2 separate regions of the Homo sapiens genome follow, and region 1 is linked to region 2. A link is an interaction called in ENCODE POLR2A ChIA-PET data of the cell type or tissue named here. Cell type or tissue: HepG2. All regions are shown on one strand.

Evidence for each region. Peaks named below come from ENCODE experiments on the same cell type or tissue, not always from the same donor. Only the 100,000 strongest peaks of a DNase experiment are listed, where the experiment ranks them.
Region 1: POLR2A ChIA-PET joins it to region 2 with 6 read pairs; 5 of 35 experiments call an interaction of 5 or more read pairs at or near these places.

The regions. Positions count from the first base shown.
Region 1 is chr21:33,420,687-33,423,186 of GRCh38, reverse strand. It overlaps IFNGR2 (interferon gamma receptor 2), which reads right to left. Exons shown (of 7, transcript NM_005534.4): 3 at 1,502-1,707. Among named protein-coding and RNA genes, the nearest start is that of IFNGR2, 19 kb to the right of the region's middle. In HepG2, no CTCF peak of the experiment used is centred here; a DNase peak (open chromatin) is centred at 986.
Region 2 is chr21:33,225,261-33,227,760 of GRCh38, reverse strand. No RefSeq gene overlaps it. Among named protein-coding and RNA genes, the nearest start is that of IFNAR2, 3.4 kb to the left of the region's middle. In HepG2, no CTCF peak of the experiment used is centred here; DNase peaks (open chromatin) are centred at 120 and 1,360; H3K4me3 peaks cover 1,264 bases.

The DNA of each region.
Region 1 (2,500 bases), 200 kb before region 2:
GCGCCTGTAGTCCCAGCTACTCGGGAGGCTGAGGCAGGAGAATGGCGTGAACCTGGGAGGTGGAGCTTGCAGTGAGCCAAGATTGCGCCACTGCACTCCAGCCTGGGCAAGAGAGAGAGACTCCGTCTCAAAAAAAAAAAAAAAAAAAAAGTAGAGGGAAGATCATTAACAAACACTCATGTACTAATTACCCAACTGAATCAACTGTCAACTTATGGCCAATTTTGTTTCTTCTATGCCTGGAAGCTTTGTCCTTGTCCCTCCTGTTCTTTGGATTATTTTGCTTTTTTTTTTTTTTTTTTTTTTTTTGAGATGGAGTTTCACTCTTGTTGCCCAGGCTGGAGTGCAATGGTGCAATCTCAGCTCACCACAACCTCTGCCTCCCCGGTTCAAGCGATTCTCCTACCTCAGCTTCCCAAGTAGCTGGGATTACAGGTATGCACCACCACATCCAGCTAATTTTTGTGTTTTTAGTAGAGATGGGGTTTCACCATGTTGGCCAGGCTGGTCTCGAACTCCTGACCTCAAGTGATCTGCCTGCCTCGGCCTCCCAAAGTGCTGGGATTATAGGCGTGAGCCACCGCGCCCAGCAGGAACTCTTTTTATTCCCCCAATTTTTTATTGTGGTAAAATACACATAACATAAACTTTAACATCTTAACCAGACCTCCTCCTCCTTTAAAAATCATAACCAAAACACCATTATAACACTGAAAATAAGTCAACAATAAAATTGTTCATTATATATCAAATATCTAGACGGTGATCACATTTCAATTGTCTTATACATTAGTTTGTCTAAATCAAGATCCATGTAAGTTTCATGCCCTGTGTGTGCATAAACCAGACACGGAAGAAACATCTGGCATGGCTGACTACGTGACAAATGAATTACTGGAGGAACAAATGTAGGAACTGGAATCTGAGGGTTCTTCTGTCTCCTTCCAATATCTGGGGACATATTTGTTCACTCAGTCATTCAACAAATATTTACTGAATACCTACTACATGCCAGGCACCATTCAAGGTGCCTATTCTGCAACACAAAAGAAGTTGCACCAGAATAAGTAAGGGTGATCAGAGAGATATGCTAGCATCCCTTCTAGCATGAGGTTGGCAAACTTTTTCAGTAAAGAGCCACAGTAAATTTAGACTTTGCAGGCTCAACAGCTGCTATTGCAACTACTCTACCATTGTAGTGTGAAAGCAGTCATAGACACAATAAAAGATGGATGTAACTGTGTGTTCCAATAAAACTTTATTTACAAAAACAAGTGGTGGGCCCGATTTGGCCTGCAGGCTGTAGTTGGCCAACCCCTGGTTTAGCAAATCACACTCCCTTAGCATCAGCCTCCAAGGTCAGAGTGTGGGTTTGACTGTCCTACCCATTTGTCTGCTGGTCATTTAGGGTGACAGGCAGGACAGAGGTGTGTGGAGTCGATACCGCAAGTGAAGAAAACCTGGAAAGTATAAAGGAAGTTCTATACTCAAGTTCTCTTACCATTCCGATAGTGTTGAAACCAAGGCATTGTCACCCAGGCAGAATGGAGTGCTCCCAGCTCAGCTCGAAGGCGTAGAGTGACATTGAAATCCATTGGGAAGCCTGCTGAGGGACTGGCGGCAGTGAAGTCACACTCTGTTGCTGTGATCTGTGTACAATTCACCCCTATGGACATGATGTCGGCCGTGAACCATTTACTGTCGGTGCTGGGAAGGAAAAAAGGATTTCAATTCACAGAATTCTCTGTTTCATGTGTAATAGTTTCCCCAGAGCTTTTGTTCAAAACGCAGGTTTATTGAGATACAATTTATATGTACCATACAGTTCCCCCCCGCTTTTTTTTTTTTTTTTTTTGAGATGGAGTTTTGCTCTGTCACCCAGGCTGGAGTGCAGTAGCGCAATCTTGGCTCACAGCAACCTCCACCTCCTGGGTTCAAGTGATTCTTGTGCCTCAGCCTCCCGAGTAGCTGGAACTACAGGTGTGAGCCACCACACCCAGGTAATTTTTGTATTTTTAGTAGAGATGGGGTGTCACCATGTTGGCCAGGCTGGTCTCAAACTCCTGACCTCAAGTGATCCACCTGCCTTGGCCTCCCAATGTGCTGGGATTACAGGCATGCACCATCATGCCTGGTTAATTTTTATATTTTTAGTAGAAACGGGGTTTTACTATGTTGGTCAGGCTGGTCTCAAACTCCTGGCCTCATGTGATCCGCCCACCTCGGCCTCCCAAAGTGCTGAAATTACAAGCGTGAGCCACTGTGCTTGGCTGCTACTGTTATTTTTATTTTTAATTTCTTTGTAGAGTTGGGGGTCTCTCCTTGTTGCCCAGGCTGGTCTTGAACTCCTAGACTCAAGTAATCCTCCTGCCTTGGCCTCCCAAAGTGCTGGGATTACAGGTGTGATCCCTTGTGCCCAGCTGTGGTTTTTAATTGGGTTATTTGTCTTCTAATTGTTGAATTGTAAGAGTTCGTTATCTATTCTGGATACAAGTCCCTT
Region 2 (2,500 bases):
GTCTTAGAGGGATGCTCCCCAAATTGTTAAAGGTTTACTCCAAGAAGCTCTACCAAGTTCTCATGGTAAAGACCACAGAAAAATTCCTGACTGGCCGGTGGGAGGGGAAAAGTAAACATTTTGAGATATGCCCAGAGTGTTCTGTAACAAAAACCTGTCCTCAGGGCAATTACATTACTGGAGCCTAAACTGACCTAGCAGAAGGGCAATTAGACAACTCAGCCCCCTCTAGCCTTCCTGTCTATCATGACTGGAGGAAAAAAGCAAAAGTTAAGAAACTTCTCGGAGGGTCATAGCCCAGAGACTCAGGCCCATTAAAGAAAACTCTGGGAATTAATCATAAGATTGTAGAATGTTTTGCCTCCACAGTATCTTACCACCACATCAACAGGACTCTGTAGTATAATAACGGTGGATTACAACTCCATTTAAGAAGGCATTTCTAGGAAAACCCAAAGACAATGGAGGAGACAAAAATGAGGACACTAAATAAAACTGAAGCCTCTGACACCTACAACTACAGCAAACATTTAACACAGCCTAACTCTTAGCCAGATAAACCTAACACCTTATCCTAAAGGGCCATTTATCTCAGCTCCCATGACCTGATATGTTATATCTAGTTTTTAACAACGAATTACAAGGCATGCTGAAAGGCAGACAACACCAAGCACAATTGGAAGAGACAAAGCAAGCTTAGAAATAAGACTCGGAGATGGCAGAGAATTTGCAAATCAGACTAGGAATTTAAAATCATGATGATCGCTATGCTAAGGGTTTTGTTTTTTCATAGAAAAATATATGGTCTGGTTCCTGCCTAGAGCTCCTAAATCCCCTGCAATTTCCTGAGTAATAGGGGTGATAGGCGTTATAACGAGGCTACTGTTTTTGTTTTTGTTTTTGTTTTGAGACCGAGTCTCGCTCTTTTTCCCAGGCTGAAGTGCAGCTGCGCGATCTCGGCTCACTGCAAGCTCCACCTCCCGGGTTCACACCATTCTCCTGCCTCAGCCTCCCAAGTAGCTGGGACTACAGGCACCCGCCACCACACCCAGCTAATTTTTTTTTTTTTTTTTTGTATTTTTGTAGAGACGGGGTTTCACCATGTTAGCCAGGATGGTCTCAATCTCCTGACCTCATGATCTGCCCGCCTCGGCCTCCCAAAGTGCTGGGATTACAGGCGTGAGCCACCGCGCCCAGCAATGAGGCTACTCTTGGTGAGCCCCTGGATAGCTTTTAGATGGAGGCTGGTCACCAAAAAGACCAAGCCCAATAATCAATAAAGCCTGGAACTTTTGGCCCTACCCCCTCCACCCCAACCTCCAGGAAGGAGAGAGGGACTAGAGACTGAGTTAATGATCAATCATGCCTACATGATGTAACCTCCATAAATAACCCCTGAACAACCAACAGAGTTTGAAGAGTTTCTGGGTTGGTTAACACATTAAAGTTCTGGGAGGTTGGTACACTTAGAGACGGCATGGAAGCTCAGTGCCCCTTTCTCCCATACCTTGTCCTAGGTATCTCTTCCACTTGGCTGTTCCTGAATTGTATCTTTTATATAAACCGGTAATAGTAAGTAAAGTGCTTTCCTGAGTTCTGTGAGTAGCTGTAGGGATTCTGTAGATGTTCTTTATCAGGTTGAGAATAATTGTCCAAATAATAATAGCAGCAACATATTGGTTGATTATAGCTTATGAATAAGTGAAATGTATAATAACAATGTTATAAGGGTTGAGAGGGAGAAATTGGGGATACTCTTTTCTAAGATACTTGTGTACTACCCATGAATTAGTGTATTGTTATTTGAAAATGGACTTAGATTAGTTATAATGTATATTGCAAACTCTAGGGCAGTCACTAAAGATTTGTTAAAAAGAAGTATAATTAATGTGATGGTTAATAGTGAGTTTCAACTTGATTGAATTGAAAGATGCAAAGTATTGTTCCTGGGTGTGTCTGTGAGGGTGTTGTCAAAGGAGATTAACATTTGAGTCAGTGGACTGGGAAAGGCAGACCCACCCTCAATCTGGGTGGGCACCATCTAATCAGCTGCCAGCATGGCCAGGATAAAAACAGGCAGAAGAAGGGGGAAAGGCTAGACTGGCTAAGTCTTCTGGCCTCCATCTTTCTCCCATGCTGGATGTTTCCTGCCCTCAAACATCAAATTCCAAGTTCTTCGGCTTTTAGACTCTTGGACTTCACTCCAGTGATCTGCCAGGGGCTCTCAGGCCTTTGGCCACAGACTGAAGGCTGCACTGTTGGCTTCCCTACTTTGAGCTTTTGGGACTTGGACTGGCTTTCCGGCTCCTCAACTTGCAGATGGCTGATCGTGGGACTTCACCTTGTGATCATGTGAATCAATTCTCCCAATAAACTCCCTTTCATATATACATCTGTCCTATTAGTTCTGTCCCTCTAGAGAATCCTGACTAATACAATTAATGTGCTAAGTGAGGGGAGAATGGAATCATATAAAATATTCAATTAAAACCAGAGAAGG